Regions from separate parts of the Homo sapiens genome. Here region 2 is linked to region 1. The links are chromatin loops, found by intact Hi-C in ENCODE. Cell type or tissue: CD14-positive monocyte. All regions are shown on one strand. Links, peaks and the distances in the headings refer to the core of each region. The heading gives the core; the rest is flanking DNA. Region 1 overlaps SEMA4D (semaphorin 4D). Region 2 holds the start of LOC105376137 (a long non-coding RNA gene).

The links. Peaks named below come from ENCODE experiments on the same cell type or tissue, not always from the same donor. Only the 100,000 strongest peaks of a DNase experiment are listed, where the experiment ranks them.
Region 2: it touches region 1 in a loop (2.0-fold over the local background); 3 of 110 quality-filtered maps call a loop at or near these places.

Annotation. Positions count from the first base shown.
Region 1 is chr9:89,375,492-89,386,934 of GRCh38, forward strand. It overlaps SEMA4D (semaphorin 4D), which reads right to left. Exons shown (of 16, transcript NM_001371194.2): 13 at 10,876-10,991; 14 at 5,683-5,855; 15 at 5,564-5,607; 16 at 1,744-4,138. The coding sequence ends at 3,213. Among named protein-coding and RNA genes, the nearest start is that of SECISBP2, 63 kb to the left of the region's middle. RefSeq lists an enhancer at 435-544. In CD14-positive monocyte, for the core only: a CTCF peak has its summit at 4,216; a DNase peak (open chromatin) is centred at 4,230; H3K4me3 peaks cover 913 bases; H3K27ac peaks cover 3,586 bases.
Region 2 is chr9:89,516,851-89,528,293 of GRCh38, forward strand. It overlaps LOC105376137 (a long non-coding RNA gene), which reads left to right and starts at 7,247. Exons shown (of 3, transcript XR_930102.3): 1 at 7,247-9,640; 2 at 10,042-10,174; 3 at 10,982-11,443. RefSeq lists enhancers at 5,951-6,030, 6,171-6,280. In CD14-positive monocyte, for the core only: no CTCF peak of the experiment used is centred there; DNase peaks (open chromatin) are centred at 5,701, 6,131 and 7,301; H3K4me3 peaks cover 1,650 bases; H3K27ac peaks cover 3,197 bases.

The DNA of each region.
Region 1 (11,443 bases), core at 2,167-7,166:
GGCTCTCAGAGCTTGTTTAACAGGAGAGGGCAGCACCTTAAAACTCTCAGGAGCTACTGACAGTGTGTTTAACATGTTTAAAAAGAGAGCAATTGGGTTTGCTTTTCCTCTTCATTAACTTCATCCCTCCCCCGGGGCAGGCTCTAACAGGCCACTTCCTTTCTTTCTGTATCTACTGATCAGTCAGATGACAACACAGGGGCCACCAGGGCTACCACGCACTGCCTGAAGCACAGGATACATCTTTGAAGTGTGGTTCTGGACATCTACTATCTTTCAAGAGCAGATATCCCATCCGAGTATTTTCCAATCCAGGGCAAATGCCTCCAGGTCCCAGAGGAGTACACTAGACTCTCAATCTTTTCTGTTTTTATAATGATGATGATTTTTGAGACAGGGTCTTGTTCTGTGATCTAGGCTGGAGTGCAGTGGCACCATCATACCTTACTGTAACCTCAAACTCCTGGGCTCAAACAATCCTCAAGGCACGTGCCACCAAGCCTGGTTAGTTTTTTTCACATTTTTGGGTAGAGATCAGGTCTCGCTATGTTGCTCAAGCTGCTGTGAAACTCCTGGCTTCAAGCAATCCTCCTGCCTTGGCCTCCCAAAGCAGGGGGATTATGCCCGCCAATCTTTTCCGCTTTTAAATACCACGAAGCAAGTCATTAAAACAACTCCCATTCTGGAAGCTCTTAATTTTTTAAAATTTCCAAATACCACGTATATCAACCTCCAAATTGTTAGCAGAAATAGAAGCACTCTGGCTCTGGAGGCTGAGGCAGGAGGATGGCTTAAGCCCAGGAGGCAGGGGCTGCAGTGAGCTATGATTGTGTCACTGCACTCCAGCCTTGGTGACAGAGGGAGACCCTGTCTCTTGAAATTTTTTTTTTTTTTAAGGGAGAAGCAATCCTATATACCACAGGTTGGGAAACTGGGGCCTTTGGGGCAAATCTGGCCCACCGTGCATTTTTATAAATAAAGTTTTACTGGCACACAGCCCTGACCACTCGTTGTGTATTGACTATGGCTGGTTTTACAATACAACAGCAGAGCTTAGTGGCTGTGACACAGCCTGCAGCCCACAAGGCCTAAATATCTAGCCCTTTACAGAAAACACTGGTTGACCCCTGTACACTAGAAGTGGCTTCACACTGTCTACAGTTTCCCTCGGGATGGACCCACAATGAAAGCGTGAAACGGCTCAACCCGAGGGACGCAGCCAGGACAGATAAGGAAGGTAAAGGAACATGTGGAGGGATGTGGAGGATGCCCCCGCCCGCCCCCCACCTGTGGGAGGAGACAGATGGACAGGGCACAGGGGACAGAGAGGGCCCAACTCACCTGTGGCCTGGCAGAAGAGGTAGAAGTTCCCCAGGGCGTGCACGTGCTGTGCCTGGTCACTCAGGAAGGGCGGCAGCAAGGAGACCCTCGAGCTGCTGTCGGGCCCCGCACCCGAGGCTGGCCAGGGGGTCCAGGGAGAGGAAAGCCTCCTGTCCCCCACATGGCCCAGACAGGACAGGGAAGAGGAGCCAGGAGGAGGGAGGGGCTTAGGAGACGAGGCTGTGAGACAGAGAGGACAGAAAAGAGAGGGCACTGAGGAAGAAGTCGCCAGGAGCACGTCACAGGCCAGAGAGGGCAAAACACAGCAGGAAACGGACAGAAAAGAGCGAGCCCAGCTGTCCCGCCTGGGCCATGCAGGGGCGGGAGGCTGCACAGCCTCCGCTAAGGAATGTCTTCCCCAAATCAAGGATAGAAGCTTCTCATTTATTTGGGTACTTTCCAAATGTATACAATTCAAAGTAGAAAAATAAAAACAAGGTAAATCTTATAAAACACAAATGTTTACACCAAAATGGTCAAATCCTATCATGCTGGAAGATAAGACTGTCCACACACGCGCACAAACATCCAGAGTTTATTGCTCTTCACCATGGAAAAAAAGTCTCTTCCCGATGGGTATTTACAAAGCGGGGAGATGGAGTGTGAAATTAACCAGTGTTGAAATCGTACCACCCATTCACATCTTCAGGACAGTGGCAGGAACAGCGCCGTATGCTTGAGGGTGCTGTGGTCACAGCTCGCGGCCCCGGCCACCGAGGCCCAGTTCCCTTCCAGTAGTGGGCAGCTCAGTGAGGCTGGATAGAAAGTCTGGGCAGGCAGTGGGTAAGCAATTGAAGCAAGAAGAGAAAGGAGATGTTCAGAGAACCAAAGGCGCCCTTGTGAAGGTTCCATCTGTCTCACAGGAGGTTCTGACCGACAGCTGTGGGCTCCAGATTGTACCGCACTCCCATCTCAGCTCTGGGCCAGCCTGGCTCCACTCAGCTCATCCAGGCTACCTTCCCTTGCTCAAAACCCACCTCGTGGATGTGGGAAGGTCCTCTTCTTCGAGAGAGTAAAAGTTAAAAAAAAAGAAAAGTAAAACGAAGTACAGAAAGAAAATCTCTCCAAAAACAATGCTTCCCTCAAGGAATAAAGTTAAAAAAAAAAAAAGAAAAAGAAAAAAGGTGAGTGGGCTCCGGGGAGTGTTTATGTCTACATTTCTAAAAGCAGAAAGAATGCATTTAGCAAAAGGAAGTTTATCCCTGAGAATCTTAAGCAACGTAAGCCGTATTTTATGCCAAATATATAACAAAATCTGGAAGATATACATCTTCTTCTAAATATTAACACAACTGCTTCTGTAACTAAAAAAAAATGACCCATGACATAAACACAATCAAAGCAAAATCCTAAAAAAATAATTAAGTGGAAGAAAAGGTTCGTGCCAATCTGGACAACAGGCGATAAGTTACCAATCTGATAAACTAAAATGTCATTTCCAATCTGGAATTAAATAATCTTTTAGTGGCTGCTACGGGGAGGGGAAGCTGAAGGGATGCTCTTCTCAGCCAACAGAGGTCCAGCCACCTTTCCCCCACTACAGAAAGGGCTCAGGAACTCCGTGCCGCCCGTGGGCCTTCTTCAAGTACTCCGACTGACTTCGGAACACAAGACTGGGATGCAATGCTTGTCATTTTTCCAAAAGGACAAAGAGAAACCAAGTCACAGGCTCAACCCAAGAGAAAATAGACAAGAGGACTGAGGTTGTCTGCACGATGCGGGCTAACCTACGCAGCACTGCACGAGACTCGGATACTGAACAGGAGAAACACAAAACTCTCCACGCCTGGACACGTCGCAGCCGAGGCACCAGCGGGGATGCACAGCCGGCCTCAGTCTCCATCTGCGTCTGAGTCAGCGAACTTCAGCTCACACTTGACGTCAAAGGGCTTGTCCCTGGCAGAAAGGTCGTCGATCCTCTGTGAGTCCTCCCTATCCGTGGGGACTTTGCTGGTGATGGTGTCTTGCTCGGTCTCATAGCCGGTGTCCAGGGCTGGCTTGGGGTGCTCCCCATTCTGCTGGGAGAAGCTCCCTGGCTCTACTAACGTCTCCTTCAGGCTCTGCTCACGGTCACAGAAATCTGACTTGGGCTTCTTCTTCCCAATTAGTAGGGCCGAGCGGAATTTCAAGCACTGTCTGGGCAGGTATCCCTTATAGCAGTTGTAGAAAAAGAGGCAGAGGAAGAGAACAAAGAAGAAGAGGAAGAGGGACATGAGGAGGCGGTTGTCGCTGGACTTAAGATACATGGTTTTCTCCGAGTGGAGCTGGGGGACCGTGTTGATGACGATCTTTGGTTCGCAGGATGTGCCGGTGGGCGCAGGCTTGGGAGGAAGGGTGATGGCCCCGGAGGAGGTGGCCTGCACGGCTGGGGTTGGGGGAGAAGACCCTTGGGTGGATGCCACCAACACTTTGGTGGCAATCCTACTACCTTCTGTCTGAACAACTGACAAGGTGGGGGCCACTACGGGCTTTGGAACCACCTTCACTTCCAGGACGTGCTTGGCGACCACTTGGAAGACCGTTTTGTTCTTAACCCTCTCCTCTGACAGGCACTGGTACACCCCACTGTCTCCTTCTGACAAGTTGAAGATGAGCAAGTTTTTTCTGCCCATAAGACCGTACTTGGGGCTCTCGGCCTTCAACACGCCATTCTGGAACTTCCAAAAGACCCGGGCCAGGTTGGATTTTTGGGAGCATTTCAGTTCCGCTGTGCCACCGTGCTTGAAAAAATGCTGCCGGTAACTTCCTTTACTTTTATCTGGAACATCAAAATAAACGTGCACAGCGTCAACAATCCCCATTTGCTATTTAACAACTTCTTTAAAATACCCACAAGATGACGCAAGAGTTTCACCCACTGTAGCAACATGGAATCTTCCAGAACAACTAAGGAGATAAAGACATGCGTGACCAAAAAGCAAAGATGAGCCCTGGATGACAGCCCATGGGGACAAAGAAATTGGAGGCAGCTCTGAGCAGCAGAAATCCCATTTCTCACCCGTGTCCCAGAAGAAAACGCGTCAGGCTGGGGAAGCTGAGCAGAGGCCAGTTCTGTGCCTAGTGTCAGCTCTTTGAATCAGACACGAGACGCTTCTGCTAATGGCTGCAAGGAAGACTGGCCTTTCAGTGCATCTCAGCACTCTCCTCCTGCCTAAACTTTTCTTTTTTTTCTTTTTTTTGAAACAGGGTCTGGCTCTGTTGCCCAGGCTGGAGTGCAGTGGTGCAATCACAGCTCACTGCAGCTTCAACCCCCCCAGCTCAAGGGATCTTCCCACCTCAGTCTCCAGAGTAGCTGGGACTACAGGTGACCACCTCCAGGCCTGGCTAATTTTTGTATTTTTTGTAGAGACAGGGTCTCACCACGTTGCCCAGGGTAGTCTCGAACTCCTGAGCTCAAGTGATCCTCTTGCCTCAGACTCCCAAAATGCTGGGATTACAGGCATGAGCCACTGTGCCCGGCCAGCTTTTGTTTTCTTTTTAGAGTCTGGGTCTCACTTTGTCACCCCAGGCTGGAGTGCAGTGGCATGATAAGCTCACTGAGCCTTGAACCCCTGGGCACAAGCAATCCTCCTGCCTCAGCCTCCCTAGTAGCTGGGACTACAGGCGTGTACCACCATGCCCAGCTGCCTAAACCTTTCTTAGTCTGATGACAGCTGTCTTGTCAGGGTCAGGAAGACACAGAACTGAGGGTCAAGTCTGCCTTTAGCACCCTGGAAGGTGGCTGCTGGGGAAGGGGCATCTGGCCTGATGCCACCCCTCCCTCTGGGTGTGGTGCTATTTCAGACATCCACAGGCGGGTGAATCCCAGGTGGGAGCCCCAGGGGAAACACCACCCCAGCCCTTACACTGCCTGAGGATTAATCACTCATGGGCTCCTTTCTCCCCATTTATAACAGGCTTAGGTTTTGCTTAATGAGCCCCAAGCTAAGCAGAAAGAAAACAGGATGGTTTTGGAAGGAGACTGCTTCCCAGTAAGCAGATACACTCTAAGTGGCTTCAAGTACTCTTTCGGCAAGAAAAAAAGACAGAGAAGACCACGAGTCTGCTACAGAACACTTGACCTCTGTTCCGAGTGGAGAAAGAAAAACAAAACACACACAAATGCCACAGAACTGAAGCACCGTGAAATGGCTACAAGACCTCGCCACTCCCAAAGGAAATGGGACGTCGAGGAGTCACTCACCCGGGCACACAGAAGCATCGCCGCTCATCTCCTGAATCAAACCCCTGCAAAACAACCGGCACGTGTTATTCACCCACACACATGGGGGACATCCCCAGGCAGCGCATCCCGCCCCATACCTGCTGGGGCTCTCGGTCTGGTGCAGAGCCACGCAGGTCGCTGTGGGCGGGCTCCAGGCGCAGTAGGGGTCCCGCGCCAGCACACAGTCCTCGCAGGTGCCGTGCTTCCCACAGAAGGCCAGCGGGGCCTGGACCACGCCCGAGTTAGAGCCAGCATAGACAAACCTGTTGCCCTGCGTGTATGAGACAGAGAAGAACTAGCATCAGGCAAGCAGGCATCCAGGAGCATGGCCTCTGCTTCTGCACCAGTGTGTGGGAAGCAGCCAGAGTGTACCTTCAGGGGACATTGCAGTAAGGAGGAGAGGTACTCAGAACCAGAGGCAAACAAGGCAGGTCTGTGACCTTCCTGCAGAATCCACGTGCTATGTCAGGGCTCACTGGGCCTTAGGTCCAAATCCCTCTCTCCCCTGTCTGGGCACCCACAGGTGCCTGCCCTCCAGCAAAGCGCTTCTCTGCACGTGTTTCTCTTAGCCAGTGGGGAGGCTGTTCAGTCCCCACCTCCAGATCTCCTCCCTGCAGCAGAGGATGCATGAGCCTGGCACTCCCGGTCATCTTCCCGGCCTCACTATAGGTGAGAAGGGGCTGCAGCCAGAGGCTGAAGCACACCACCTCGAAGCCCAACCTCGTCCCCCGAGCCAGAATGTGAGCACCTGTGGGCGGGGAGCCTCTCGTGAGGGTCTGGATCCAGCAGAGGCCTAACATAACAGGGATGCCAAACGGACGACATGCAAAGGATGAGGAGATCGTGATACAAAACATAAAAAAGGAACAATGCCTTTTGCTTTTCACTTATCTATATGTAAAAGGGAAGAGCTCACAGACGGGAAGTCAACCTCCGAGCTCCAGAGCAGCCACACCCACAGCAGAGGGCAGGTGAGACTCTCCCACCTTCTGGGACACTTGGTTCCCAGTGACACCAGCTTCAGGTCCATCCCATCAGCCCACCTGGCACCAGCAGTGCCCAGCACACAGGCATCCAGGGCTGCTGACTGCTTTTGAACGGAACTCAGCTGGAAGGAGGGTGCCCCACATGCAGTGCACCCACCTGAAGCTCGGGGGCGTGCAACAGACCTGGAGGTGGCCCGTGGAGCGCGCTCTCTAGCCTCTGCCCAGGGCATCTGCCTCAACAGCCTGGGGACACCTTTTGGTTAACAATACAAGATTCCCAAATTTACACATGACTTAGTGGTTTACAGTCAGATGAAACACGACCTTCATCCTCAGAGGATACGCTCGGAGTCAACTTCAGAGTGTGGTTGGAAGATCACAGGCCCTGATGCCAATACAGGAAGCCCCAGGCCACACATCCAGCTGTGCGGACACAGACCCACGAGAGAAAGGGAAAGCCCCCAAGGATGGAAACTGTGATAATACACAGCAGAGGGAACCTGGCCCGCCGCTGGCCTCACAGCAGCAGCAGCAGCAGAGACCTGGGCAGATGAGGCCATGTGTGAGCCACGTTTGTGGGAAGGATTGAGGATGACATCCCAGATCACAGTTCGGGCATCGCGCGGCTTGTGGAGGTGGCGGAAACATTCTCTGGCAGCAAAGCCAAGCTGGGTAACTTCCAAGGGACAGCTGGTCCTGTTGGGTCCCGCGGGGGGCACCTGCGAGGTGGCGTGAACACCATGCAGTGCAGAGCAGGGTGCCCTGGGTGGCCAAGTGGGGCCCGCCTGACTCCTCACCCCAAAGAGAGGCTTGAGGGTAGCTGTGGAGGGTGGGGTGGGCTCTGGGGGGCAAGGCCTGTCCCAAGGGGATCCAGACCACCTCCTGCACCCTGCGGGAGACTCAGCCCCAGCTTCCGCTTCTCCCGGATGGGGCTGGGCTGCAGCCCAAATGAAACTAAGCTGTAAAAACTAAACGACGCCACACAGAGACCAAGGGATGACTGTGGAAGGGAAGAGGGGACAGGGAAGGAGGAACTGGTCGTCAGGACAGCCAGCTGTAACTGCTGCAGGCAGGACCCACTGGTCGATGTGGATGTCAGTGGGTGGGAGAACAGGGCATTTCTGTAGCCTCCAAGTCTGTCCCTGCAAATAAGCATGAATGACTGTGGGGGTTTCCCACATGACTCCCCTGGGAGGTGGGGCTCACTCTCCCCCACCCCCAGTGTGGACTACATGCCCCGACACACTCGACATGGAAAAAGACGGTGGTGACTTGGACAGAATGACCAAGGTCATCACGCTGGTGCGAGTCATACAGATGCCCCATCCCCAGAAAGCGCCCTCTTTGGTGCTCCCCCTAAAACCACGACCCCAAGATAATCACAAGAATACACCAGACACACCACAAAACACCAGACTACTCCTCTCCAGGAGTGCTGAGGTCAGGGAGGCAGGAACAGAGCAGAAGCCGAGGAGATGCAGTGTCCAGTGCAACCTGAGGTGCTGAGCCAGGAATGTGGTGGGCGGGAGGTAGGAGGGTCCAGGGTCTGGGGTTCAGGTAACGCACTGCACCATGACAGCACCTTGGCTCAGATAAATGCACACTGGCTATGTGAGACATCGGACATGTGGAGCTAGGTGGGGGCGCTCAAGATCCTTCTGTGCAATCATCAAAACTCTTCTGTAAATTTAAAATTATTTCAAGACAAAATTTTTAAAGGCAAAGAAAAAAAGCCTGACCAGGCACCTGGCAGCATGAGTGAGGCCCGCTGAGAGCAAGCCTGTCCTGTGCACTCCTGCCCCTCGACGCCCCCTGTCTCCGCCTTCCCTGGGCCTGAGGATTGTCCCCTTGCAGGCAGCTCTCATGCTCCCATCTCTGTCTCTGCTGCTGTGTGTGCGCGTCAGACCCCGAGGGCAGGTTGGAGTGACGGTGGACGTGATCAGAGGCAACTGAGCTGTCTAAGTGCCTTCCTTGCCCTCTGCCACGCTAGCTGTAGCTCAGCATCCCAAGGAGTCCTGGTGAAAATACAGACACAGCCTACTCGGTGGGCTCAGAGAGGGCCGAGCAAACCGCATCTGCTGTGTGCGCCCAAGGAATGGAAAGCAAGGACTTGAGGTATCTGCACACCCACGTTCACAGCAGCACTGTTCACAGAAGCCAGAAGGTGGGAGCAACCGTGTCCATCAAGGGATGAACGCACACACAAAATGCGGGACTCACAAAATGCGGTATTCACATACGACAGAGGAGTATGTAGCCTTGGAAAACCCTGACCCCTGCTACAGCAGGGAGGAACCTTGAGGACTTTATGTTAAGTGAAATAAGCCAGTTACAAATGGATAAATACTGTGTGATTCCACTCATATGAGGTACCCAGACAGAAACAGAAAGCAGAATGGCGGCTGCCCAGGGCTGGAGGAGGGGAAAATGAAGAGTTTGTATTTCACAGGTAAAAAGCTTCTGTTTGGGAAGATGAAAAGCACCCTGCAGACAGACAGTGGTAATGGCTGCAAAACAACGTGAATGTTCTTAATGCCACTGACGTGCACAATGAAAAATGGTTAAGACGGCAAATTTCATCTGATGTGTATTTACCAAAATAAAAAGCAAAACCCCATGCTTGTCATCAGGGGAGAGGAGGTGAGGGTGGAGGCACAGCGCACCTCCCCAGCTGTAGGACAGGGGGAGGGCGTGGTACTGGCCGTTTCTCCATTTGCTGATCACCGTGAGAGAGCCTGATGGGGTCAGGCGGCACAGTCTTTTTACCACTGAACAGCCACTTCCTGCTGCCATGGCCATGGAGCTGGGCCTTCCACCCCCACCTGGAGCCTACTGAGGCCCAAGGAGAAGGCACAGGACCCCACGGCAGGCAGGATGTATTTCCGCTTGTCCAGGCAACTAAGCCACGTCCCCACGAATGGAGGCTCCTACAGAGACAGGCGGGTCGGGTGGTCCAGTAGGACCAGCAAGCGCTTCCCCAAACCCACTGGCTCCTCCTCCTGGGCGCGAGGCTCCCTGTGTGGCCAGCTGCCCTGGTGTGGCCATGTGACCGAGTTCTGGGAGATGGCGGGTGGGCACTGACCCGTAACCCCCTCTGTGCGGCCCTCCTCTTCCTACCCCCTTCTGCCTTTGAGGATCAGTGCCCATGTGCCCTGGAAGCCTCCACCAGCCTGGGTCCCTAAGTGACCCTTGGAACAGAGTGTCATTCTCACGAATGTCCACACCAGGGGCCCAATCTTCATTCTAATGAGAAGTCCACATTTTAGAGATGTTGTAGGTGCCTGCCCAGTCTGGCTGAGGCCACTGAACAGCACGATGGCCCCAGAAGAGCTTCTGGGTCCCCTTCTTTCAACAACGAGGCTGGGGTGAGGCCCCACAGTGGCTAAAGCGTCGACCCTTCAAATCTCCAGGGCTCCCTTTGTGTCCTGGAGACCGAGAGGCTGGTGAACAGATGCCAGTACCCAGTGGCTTATAACTTGCTCAGGCTATTTCATTCTCTTTTCCTTTCAGATCTGAGGGAGAACTCTCCATTAGCAGAGGGGAGGTGACCACGTAAAAGGACCCAGGCTCCCAAGCTTTGTGGATACAGGGGAGGGAAGAGGACAGAAGACCTGGAGGGGTGTTTGCAAATACGCACCTGCCAAGGGTAGGTATCTTACCCGGCCAGACAGGGGCCCTCTTCCTCTGCCTGTTGCTCCCAGCTGAGGGAGGAGAGGACTGACTGGGCCTGGATCCCACAAGGTGGTTGGAGGTCCCGTTAGGAGCCAGGGCCAGGGAGGCAGCCCCCTAAAGGCCAGCGTGGATGCCCGCCCACCCACCCCTGCCAAGGGCTGCTTGGGAGTATTGCAGGCCAGACCAGAGTCTCAGCCACAGGTGGAGACAGCTTTACAGATGAGACGAACCACTTCTCTTGTGGATTTTCCACGGTGACGAGTCAGCTGTATCACTATCATATCCCACAGATGCAGTCTGCACACCCCCCAAGCTCAGGGCATAAAAAGGTGTCTTCATGGAGCAGTGCCCACCTCTCCACAGCCTGTAAAGCTGCACCAACAACTCAATGACATTCCAGCAACTTCGAAGAGAAAGTCCCGTCTCCCCAGGTCTGCCTTCCTGCCTTCCCCAATTCAGATCCCACAGCTCACGGAATGGCTCTGTGTCAAACTCTGAAGGTTGGCTCACCCAGGGCAGACAGACAGAGGGGCCTGCCCAGGAGCCCGACTCCAGCTTGCCAACTCTCCTGTCACCTAGAATCAAAGCCACCGAGCGGAGAAGCCCCCGGTCCAGCTGCCTGCGTCACTTTACCTTCTTTGAAGACAGCAGCAGGGTCTGGACTGGCTCAAAGTCCTGGAAGAGCTGGGTCTCCTCGATGATGTGAACAGCGTGCTCGAGGCTGATGGCTTTGTGCAGAGCTCCCCGGTCTGCAGGGCCAAAGCTACAGGTCAGTGACACTAACCCAGACACAGAAACCAAGGACAGTGACCACAGCGGCAAACTTCACACTCTTCACTCTCAAGTCATTCCCTCCACAGATACTTAGAAAACAATGATGATTTCGCATTAGAAACAAAAAAAGGAAAAGGCTTTGGCAAAACAGACAACTGGAAACCCAAGTGTTATGGGTTATTCCAGTTTTTTTCCAAGGAAAATAAACTGTTCCATGGTTGACCCCAAGAATCCTCACCAACAGTCGACATTACACTTGAGGCTAAGTGCCACATGAGGGGGCTCCCATGCTCCACCAGCCCTCGGGGTGTCACTGGTAAGTGCCCTAGGCAGGCGGTGAGGACAGGGGGCATGTGAGGTTGGCTGGGAGGCTCCAAGGGCAGGCCACAATGCGCTGCCAGCCACCGTGGCTCCTGGCCCCTGTCCC
Region 2 (11,443 bases), core at 3,191-8,190, 140 kb after region 1:
TAGGTTCAGGGGGCACATGCGTGAGTTTGCGATATGGGTGAATTACATGTCATGAGGGTTTGGTGTATAGATTATTTTGCCACCCAGGTAATAAGCATAGTATAGGATAGGTAGTTTTTCAGCCCTCAACCTCCTTCCACCCTCCACCCTCAAATAGGTCCCAGTGTCTATTGTTCCCTTCTTTGTGTCCATGTGTACTCAACGTTTATCTTCCATTTATTTATTTATTTATTTATTTATTTATTTATTTAGACAGGGTCTGGCTCTGTTGCCCAGGCTGAAATGCAGTGGCACAATCTCGACTCACTGTAACCTCCACCTCCCAGGTTCGAGCCATCCTCCCACTGCAGCTTCCCAAGTTACTAGAACTACAGGAACAGGCCATCCAGCCTGGTTAATTTTCATAATTTTTGTAGAGATAGCATTTTTCCATGTTGCCCAGGCTGGTCTTGAACTTCTGAGCTCAAGCCATCTGCCCACCTTGGCCTATGGAAATGCTGGTATTACAGGTGTGAGCTGATGCACCTGCCCCTGCTTATAAGTGAGAACAAGTGGTATTTGATTTTCTCTTCTTGTGTTAATTCACTTAGGATGATGGCCTCCAGTTCTATCCATGTTGCTGCAAAAGCCATGATCTCGTTGTTGTTGTTTTTTTTTAATAGCTGTGTAGCATTATGTGTATGTGCCACATTTGCTTTATCCAGTCCACCACTGATGAGTATCTGGGTCGATTCCATGTCTTTGTTATTGTGAAGAGTGCTGCAGTGAACATACAGGTGCATGTGTCTTCATGGCAGAATCATTTATGGTTCTTTGGGTAACGGAATTGCCGGGTCAAATGATACTTCTATTGTAGGTTCTTTGAGAATGCACCAGACTGCTTTCCACAGTGGCCAAACTAATCTACATTCCTAACAGCAGTGTGTAAGCCTTTCCTTTTCTCCACAACCTCACCAGTATCTGTTATTTTCTGACTTTTTAATAATAACCATTGTGACTGGTGTGAGATGGTATCTCATTGTGGTTTTTGATATGCATTTTCTTAATGATTAGTGATATTGAGCATCTTTTCATACGCTTATGGGCCACATATGTGTCTTTAAGCCTTTTTTAGCCAGGCTTTTTTTTTTTTTTTTTTTTTTTTAACAAACAAAACATGTGCGTCCCAACATCTAAAACAAGCAAAGTAGATCATCTCCATGAACAGAAGGTTGGGGGCCTGGAGGCTGTCTCTTTGTCCTGGGCAGGAACAGCAGCCTACACACCTTGCAGGGCTGCTGTCTGTGGCCCCAGTGCCCTTGACACCCCAGAGGGGCTGCAGATGCATCACTATGATAACGGACTGTGTTCAAGGTGCTGAAGGCTCACTGATGTCCATCAAGGGCCTTTAGCCTCCATGCCTGTGGTCGGGTGCCTGGGAAGGAAATGTGAAGAGGGGCAGGGAGGGTAGGGGAGGTCAGAGACTGCCTCCATGCCATCCGGGTAAGGGCGCAACACACAGCACAGGCTTGGAGGAAGGAGAGATGGCTGTATCTTGGATCCTCTGCCTCCTGGGATACCAGCCCTCGGGATAGTATCTTTTTGCCCTTGACAGCAGAAAATGCTACCTGTTCCTGACAAGCACGTAGTTGATCTTTGCATATCTGCTGCTAGACCTTTGGAAAATGAGTGTGAATCTCAGCTTGAGGAGACTTCAAGAAAGCCTGGTGACCCCTGCCAGGAGGGTGACAGGTGAGGCCCTAGCACATCTGTCCTTAGTGCGAGGCACAGCCACTCTCCCACCCCTGATTGTCTGTACATGAGGGTGGGCCTGGAGCTGGGAGATGGTACAGCCCAGCACCTGAGTGAGACCTTTCACAGAGAGATCACTTCCTTTTTGTGCTTTGTTGAGTCTTGGCAAATCTTAACCCGATTCCTTTCTGGGGAGGGGGAAGGAAGGGGTCTCCAGATTGTCAGATGCACAGAAATAACTGAAAGCCCTTGGTGTTAAATGCAGCCTTGAGTCTGGTTTTGGAAAGAATTGGCCTTCTTGGAAACTGTAGCCTCAGGGATGCAGAGAAACTAGGCCAGAACAGGAACTTGGGCAGGGAGTGAGTTTTGTTCCCTTCACCAGATCTGGGAGGGCTCAACTGTGTGTCTGCAACAGGTCAAGAAGCAAACTCTAGAAGGCCCTGCCCTCCTGGACTAAAATCTTCACTTCTCACGAGCTGATGGTTCAGTCCTCATGCAGCCGGGGCATGTCCCAGGAAAGCCCCCAGGGTGGCATGAGAAGCAAAAGGAGGTTTTCAGACTGCTTTAACCAAGAGTACCAACCAACAAAGAGTACAACCAAATGGTGCCTGTGACTTCAAAGGCCAGGTCATCAAAGGCTGACAGCTCCCTCCTGCGGGGCTTGCTGAAGCCCTCATTCTTGGAGATCTGAGCCACCAAATAAGAAGCCTGAGCCTCCTCAGCCCACCATGCCATGGGAAGCCCAGGCTGCAGCAAAAGGCTACATGGAGAGGATCCATTCAACAACCCCGGGCTACCAGCTGGCAGCCAGCATCAGTGTCCATCCAGGTGGGTGAGTCACCGGATGGCTGGCCCAGTCAAGCCTTCTGATGACTCCAGCCCCACTGATATCTGACTATCACCACATGAAACACCCTATACAGCAACTCACACAGCTTAGTCCTCCTCACATTCCTGACCCTACAATTGTGAAATGTCATATGATACAATGGTGTTGTCTTAAGCTACTAGCTTGGGGTGATTTGCAGTGCATGCATAAGGCTGTGCCCATGCTCAGAGGTGTGCGCAGGCTCAGGAAAGACCTAAGAAGGCCCAGAGCTGTCACCTCTGGCTGACCTTGAGGCCCTGTGCCAGCAGGAAGTGAAGGCCAAAGCAGAGTTGGCAATTAACTGGCTGACTGAATGTTGAAGGCATGCCAGACACACATACACAGAGCCCTGTTGCAAAGATCAGGGGACATACTGGCTTCAGGCTGCATTAGTCAGGATTTTCCAGAGAAATAGAACCAATAGGATAGATAGATAGATAGATAGATAGATAGATAGATAGATAGATAGATAGATAGATATATGATGGATTGTTTCACCCAATTATGGAAGCTAAAAAGTTCCATGATCTACTTGTCTGCAAGCTGGAGAGCCAGCCAGTGGTGTAATTCCACAGCATCATTCAGTCCAAATCCAGAGGCCTGAGAACCCAGGGAGCCAGTGCTGTCAGTCCCACTCCAATTCCATAGCTCCAAAAACTGGGAGTGCTGATGTTCGCAGGCAGGAAGAAATAGATGTCTCAGCTCATGCAGAGGGAGCAAATTTACCCTTCCTCGCTTTTTTGTTCTATCTGGACAAAAATCACCGTCAGTGGATTAGATGGTGCCCACACACATTGATGAAGGCTTGTCTTAGTCTGTTTTGTGTTGCTATACAACAGAATACCTGCAATTGAGTAATTAATAAAGAACAGACATTTACTTTCTACCGTTCTGGAGACTGGGAGGTTCAGGATCAAGGGGCCCACCTCTGGTGAGGGTTTTCCTGCTGTGTCATCCCGTGCCAGAGCACAGAATGGCAAGAGCAGGCAAGAGAGAGAATCCTTTTGTCAGGACCCCACTCCTATGATAACCAAATTAATCCATCCATGAGAACAGAGCCCTCATGGCCTAATCACCCTGTAAAAATCCCACCTGTCAACACTGGGGTGCACTGGGGCTTAAATGTCTAACATATGCTTTTTGGGGGGACACATTTAAACCACCGCAAGGTTGAACTTCTTTACTCAGTCTACTGATTCAAATGCGAATTTCTCCTGGAAACGTTCTCATAGACACACCCAGAAATAAGGTTTTACCAGCTTTTTGGGCATCCCTTAGCCTGGTCAAGTTGTTACTGAAAATTAACCATCATACAGGCATTTAAGGAAATCTCTGTCCAATTGCTAGCTGACTACTGTGCTAACTGAGGAGAAACTTCAGTGGCCACACATGACAAAGAGTGCAGGCTTCACACAACTAACTCAGAAAGGTCTCTGAACAAATAACAACAACAACAACAACAAACCCTGGGTAGTGGGGAGAATCTGATTTCCAAAGTTGTCACGTTTCATTATTTAAAATGCCAGTTTTCAGCAAAAAGTTAAGAAATATGCAAAGAGGCTGGGCGCGGTGGCTCACGCCTGTAATCTCAGCACTTTGGGAGGCTGAGGCAGGCAGATCATGAGGTCAGGAGATCGAGACCATCCTGGCTAACACGGTGAAACCCCGTCTCTACTAAAAATACAAAAAATTAGCCAGGCATGGTGGCAGGCACCTGTAGTCCCAGCTACTAGGGAGGCTGAGGCAGGAGAATGGCGTGAACCTGGGAGGTAGAGCTTGCAGTCAGCTGAGATCAGGCCACTACACTCCAGCCTGGGTGACAGGGCGAGACTCCGTCTCAAAAAAAAAAAAATATGCAAAGAAACAAGAAAGGATGACTGTTGTCAGATGCAGGGGAAAAAGCAGACAGTAGAAACTGTTCCTGGGGAAGCCCAGGTATTGGCCAAACTTACTAGACAAAGATTTTAGGTCAGCTATTTAAAATATGTTTACTGTAATCCCAGCACTTTGGGAGGCTGAGTCAGGAGGATTGCTTGAGCCTGGGAGTTCAAGAGACCCCATCTCTACAAAATACTTAAAAATGAGCCAGGCATGGTGTGTGGCGGTAGTCCCAGCTACTCAGGAGGCTGAGGCAGGCCCTGAATTTTGTGATTGCTTGCACCCAAGACTTTGAGGCTGCAGTGAGCTATGATTGCACCACAGCACTCTAGCCTGGGTGACAGAGCAAGACCCTATCTCAAAAAACAAACAAAAAAAACCCAAAAAACTATATATATATATATATATATATATGTTTAAAGAACCAAAGCAAAGTATAAAATACTGTTTCACTGAATGGAGGATATCAATGAAGAAATAGAAATTATAAAAAAGAAAATTATAGGCTGGGTGCGATGGCTCACGCCTGTAATCGCAGCACTTTGGGAGACCGAGGCAGGTGGATCACCTGAGGTCAGGAACTCGAGGCCAGCCTGACCAACCTGGTGAAATCCCATCTCTACTGAAATACAAAATTAGCTGGGTGTGGTGGTGCATGCCTGTAATCCCAGCTACTCGGGAGGCTGGTGCAGGAGAATCACTTGAACCTGGGAGGCAGAGGTTGCGGTGAGCTGTAATCATGCTGTTGCACTCCAGCCTCGGTGACAGAGCAAGACTCCATCTCAAAAAAAAAAAAAAAAAAACTTATAGAAATTCTGGATGTGTTGCTGAGGTGTCCAATATTTTGGCTGAAAGATGTTCCATGATTCTAACTACTGGAGATAAAAGGAACAACGATCTGGAAAATAACATTTTCAAGTAAAAAGTGGCTGAGACTGAGCCCAAAGTGATGCCTCAGTCTGCAGGGGGTGTGGCCCACGGGAGACAGGCGGGTGTTTCTCACCCTGGCCTGCCTCCTGCTCAGACTGAATTCAGTGTCTTATGCATGGCAGGCACTCAGTAGTCTTTGTTGAGTCGTAGGGTTGAAGGGGTCAGAGAGAGAGGAGGGGAGTGGCAGGAATCATGGAGACGTTTACAGGGTGGGAGCAGAAAAGAGTGTTTTAGACTTGGTGACTTCTCCGGTGACCTCAGTGCTGTTTCGTGGCAGTGCTTTTCAGGTGCAGGAAGTGGTTTGCCTTTGCCCCAGCTTAGGCACTTCCTCTTTGTAGAAGAGTCAGAGGCCTGCAAGAACTACTCATCCTGCACCAGGAGTAAAACCCTATGGCTTGGAAACAAAGTCTGCAGGCTTCGAGCCAGTTAACGGAGCAGCTTCAGAGGGGTAGACGTGTGTCCCATTCATGTCCAGTGTGTGGAGCACACTGATGTGTGCAGGCCCTTCCCAGGGGCTCAGCGTTTAGCAGGGCATGGACACAAATACCTCACCACAGGGCCATCTGAGAAGTGCTGTGAAACACAAGTGCAGGCCAGCAAGCTTTCACAGGATGGTCACGCAAGGAAAGGAAGAAAGTCTGCAGCCTATGGATGATGTGCAATTCTCCCCAATGTCAAAAGAAATCCAAGACCTGTGAAACTCGTAGACTCAGTGAGGAAAATTTTTGACCACCTGCAGTGACTGGAACTACTTCCCTGAACTGCTGGAGCTCTTAGCGTAGCTAGTCAATCACTCAGGCCCTGGCTGGCTCACTCCTTGTCCTGCTGCTGGCCTTGGGTCCATCCACCTGATCATCCTCACTCTAGCATGATAGCAGGTGAGGACATGGAGGTGGTCAGTGACTCAGCAGGATTCTGTTGAGTAGCTCCTGGGTAGATATTCATCAGATCATTTTTCTTTGTTATTAGATTTCAAAAAAATATATAATAAGAGATGGGGATGCCAATGGAATAATGGGATAAGGGGTTGGAATGTTGGGGTACAATTAGCTTTACTGGTCATTTATTCATGCTCTTTCTTTGTCTAATTCCAGAGATAATTGTGACTTGACTTTATTTAGAATTCCAAACACAGACCTTGCCTGAAATAGGAAGCCAGTCTAACATCTGGAATCCCCTGATTATACTCATGGAAGACACTGTCCTTTTCCTATTTAATGGAATTTCCTCATTTCCTTTCCTGCCAAAAGAATCCAATTTTGCATTAAAGTTGCAGGCAAAGAGCCCTTGATCTCAGAGAAACTAGGCGTCCTGCAGTCCCTTTGGTTTAAGCTATTTAGCTGTAGCAACCCCCTTCCCTTTGCTACCGATTGTTATGGGGTGGCACAGAACCCTATTCTGCACGTGGAGAGGTAAACAGAAGTCAGCTGAAGCCTCCAGGTCTTTTTCCCTATGGCTTCCTTCTGGTTTGGGATGCTCACGTGATGCCTGGAGCTCTCATAGCTATTTTGTAACCAGGAGGTAAGCAGTGTATGGCCCTAAAGCTCTTGTGCTGAGAGTGAAAACTGAAGGGCAGGCCATGCCTGGCTTGGAGGACATCATTGAGCAATGGCGCCAGCTCTGACTTTCCATGTCCAGGCCACTTCTGTGGCATCCGTAAGTGTCACAATTATTGAAGCCCCTCTGAGATGGGCGTTCTCATATTTGTTGCCAAAATCACTTTTATGGAAATATTTTTACAAAAATCAGCCTAAGTGATACTTTACACAGACATATTTATTCCTTTTCAACCAACCTAAGCCCATGTTTTCATTCCTTTCACTGATGATCTCATCTGTCAGCAGAGACAGGAAGGACAGCTGGAGGGTGTCACCTCCACATAGGTCCCAGACAGACAGATAGGAGGAGGTTGAAAGCGGCCCATTGGGCTCTGTGGGTTGCAGAGGGAGGTGTGCTAGAAGGAAGGATTTGGGGAAGCAGCTTATTCTGCCCTTTCCTTCTGGGCTGCATCCTGGGCTGAGGGTCTTCCCGTGTCAGCCAAGAGCAAAGGGTAGGGAGGCTTTTGGACAGTCAACATCTTGGGTCTCAGAAAGATACCTCCTCTCTGGGGACCCCCACTACTCCTCAGGCTCGCTGGGAGGGTGGGCAGCGTGGTGCTTCTAAAACATGTTTGCAAATTCTTTAATAGTCCTCTGGCCAAGAAGTGCAGCCTGTGTTCCTGTCCTTGAACCCAGATGGACCTTTGTGTGAGTTCTGAGGCTCAGATAAAAGAGGCCACACTTCTGTGTCCAATGCCCTTGGAACACTTGCTCTGGGAGCCTCCATATAAAAAGTCAGAATTCAGAGGACTCCAAGTGGAGAAACCACATGGAAAGACCAGAGAGAAAGAGACAGACAGACAGACAGAGGAGAGAGAGACAGACAGACCCAGAGAGAGAGAGACAGAGAGAGGGAGAAGAGAGAGACAGAGAGGAGGAGAGAGAAGAGAGACAGGGAAACAGAGATACACACAGAGAGAAAGGAGAGACAGAGTTGGAGAGAGAGAAGAGAGAGGGGAGAGAGAGAGAAACAGAGATAGAGACACAGAGAAAGGAAAGAGTGAGAGTAAGAGACAGAGAGATACAGAGTGAGGCAGAAAGAGACAGAAAGAGATAGAAAAAGAGAAAGACAGAGACAGACACACACAAAGAGAAAAGAGAGACACACAGAGGGAGAGAGATGTAGGAGAGAGGGAGAGAGATATAGGAGAGAGAGAGTGGGAGCTGGCTCAGCTGTCCTGTCCCCACCGCCTGGGGCTGGACCTGTGAGTGAAGAGGTCACTGAGATGGCCCTGCCCGGCCTCAGTCTCGGCTGCAGCCCCCTGAGAGAAAGCCTGGATGAGCTCCGCCTGGTCTGATGGAGACTCTGGCAGGGTCAGATTCATTCTGGGAATGGAAGAGCTCAGGCTGATTGGGTTGCTGATGTCTCCATGGTTACCTGGAGTCACTAGAGAAAGACAGCCTCATTTGAGTGGGATTCAGGGTCTGACCATCCAACTCTGACTGCATGTGTGACATGCGCTGCTGCTGTGTGTTTGGCTTTTCCACTCGTGTCCCCAAAATCTCCACTCCAGCTACTGAAGTTTTAAGATATTGAAGACTCAAGCAATCCCCTTAACATCAGCAAAAGGCTGGGATGCATCCAGGAAGCTAGGCTGTCTTTTTGCCTTGGGGGGAAAACGCCGGAGCCTCCTAAAATTCAGTGCCTTCCCTCTGAGCCCGGGTTTCGCTGCTGTAGGGAGACTGACAAGAAGGCTAAGGACAGATGGAAGGAGAAAGCCATGAGAGACACCGGAAAGTGGAGAAGATAGGGGATGCAGGTGTGAAGACTGGAGGAGGAGCGCTGCTGGAGGCGCAAACTGTCGCTTGTGTTTTTGAAAAATGACTCTCTTCAGAAGGCCTGCTCTGAACACGCCTTCCACAGCACAGGGTGGTGGACAAACAGGCGCCTTCCCATTTGTCCAGGTGGAGAGGTGACTTCAAAGCTTAGGTGTGAACGTCCCTGTGGAAAGTGGGGCCATTAAGCCCCAGACAGTGTGAGTGTGACTGGTGACTTGAGTTCACAGCGGTTTGGGTTCCTGTGGCCATTTCCTTTAATGACACATTTGCCTTATGAATTGTTATCTGTAATTTCTGAGGAGACAAAGACAAAAGCGGAAGTAGTTGGTTCCAAAGATTTAACCATTTCTTCCATTTCTCAGTGTTCATGACTTCACGAATCATGAGGAAGAGGAGAGGACATGGAAGAGATGGCAAGACAGCAGGTCCTCCGGCTGTGCAGTGGGGAGGGCAAAGCGGGGCGCACGGCGAAGAGGACCAGCCAGGCCCGGAGCCCCAGGCAGCGCCTCACCCAGCTGGGGTAGGAAGCACAAGGGCAGGAGCAGAGAGCCTGCTTCCAATGCTGCTGGTTTGCCCTGAGTTTCAAAGTCCACGACCCAGGACTGGCTGACTTCGTGGGAGGATTTAACCAAGAAGAAAAACTGGAATTTTGAGATTCCAAAGCCTTCCACGAAACTCCTTGAATATATTTGTATGGATGTGCTACTCAAAGTTTATATGATTTTTGACCCAATAATTTCATTTTCCTATACCCAGATGATTCCCCCAGAGAGAGCATAAGAGGAAAACAAATCAGAAGGTCCAGTGGAGAGCTTCTACCCTCATTACCAGCTCCAGGGACGGGGATCTGCACCTGGTGAGAGTGAGGGGCAAAGGCATCAACTCTTAATTTTCCAACTTTGAGGAAATCATTCACCAGTCCGTCACAGCCCCCACTTTTATTTTCCAACTTCTCACCCTGTTTTCAAGGGCTCCTGAGTGAAACCATTTAGGCCCTTTCCCTCCTCTTTGCTCTCTCTCTGAGGCAGCCTGAGTGGTTCCTTCTCCCAGAGGGGCCCTGGGTCTTTCCAGGCATCTGTCGGGGCCCAGTCACTCTCCTCCAACTGGAATGTTCTGCTCAGCATTTTTTTCTGGTTAAAACTCAACCTATCGCCATGATATTCCTTTTGGGGGACAATTTGGCAATAGGTGTGTCACAATTTTACAGGTGCAGTCCCATTAGCTGAGAACATTTATGAGTCATTTCTATATTTACAGGAGTGCAAGATCCACGAATGTGCCTGCATGCTGTATACAATGGTAGAAAATAAAGAAGGCCATCTGCATGTCCCAAGTTAAATACAGCATGGCCCAGCCACACTGGGATACATGTAGCTTTAAAGAGAAGTAGGTAAGTATGCCCAGATATGGGAAGATGCCTAAATTAGTAATCAAAGGCTAACAATATAACTGTAAGCTAAGCAACTTGAAACAACCAGCATTTATTGTCTCACGGTTTCTGTGGGTCAGGAGTCCAGGTACAGCTTAGCTGGTCCTCCACAACCAAGGTGTGGGCTGGGGCTGCAGTCACATTTGAGGCTCGAATGAGGAAGGACCTGCTTCCTCACTCACATAGTTGTCAGCAACATTCAGTTCCTTGTGTGCTGTGGGACTGAGGGCCTTATTTCCTGCTGGCTGTTGGCCAGAGGCTGCCCTCAACTCTTTGTCACAGGGGCCCTCTTTATGTGGCCACTTGCTTCCTCCAAGCTAGCTAGGGAGTGTGTCTCCTAACAAGACTGATGTGATCATCTTATGGAGCATAATCATGTACATCCCATCATCTTTGTCACTTTCTATGGGTTAGAAGCAAGTCTGTGTTCCAGGGGAAGATATTATGCAACGGAGTGCATATTAGGAGGCAGGGATCATGGGGGAGGTGACCATCTTAAAGGCTATCCATAATATATCCAGAATATATTTTTAATTAATAAAAGGCAAATGAATCAGAACATAGAAGGGATGGGTAGCTAACTACAAAAGATTCTACAGCATTGACTTATTGCTGGGAGTGGCTCCCAGCCAGGACCCCATTCCTCAGCACCCATGGACTGTGATCTAGGGAGGACCAAGTGTCTGGTTCTCACCAATGGAACATGAGTGGATGGGGTGAGTGTCACTTCTGGTCCAGAGGATTAAGAAGTGGATGTGACTCCCACAGTCTCTTTTGCCATCTGCCCATTGAATTGAAGAGAGTCACCATTGAAGATGTGGAGCTGCCCAGTGAGTGGGTCCAGGAATCCCTGCTGGGAGGTGAATCACCCAAACAGGAGCGCCCACATGGATGGAGATACGCACAAGAGGTAAACTTTTATTTTGTTTAGCTGTGGAGGCTAGGATTTGGTTATTACAGCAGCAGCTAGTATACCTTCAATAGTATATACGGTTTAGTATAATCTGATTCAAATATCTGTGCATAAGTGTGTGCAGTTATGGATGTATGTTGCCATACGCACTTTTCATTCTCTTAATTGGGTAGTCAGAATTCTTCAATGTGTCTGCATAACAAACTATTCCAAAACTTAGAATCATAAACAATAAGCATTTCTGATCTCTCGCAGTTGCTGTGGGTCAGGAATTTGAAAGCAATTAGCTGAGCGGTTGGGGCCGCTGTCTCATCTAA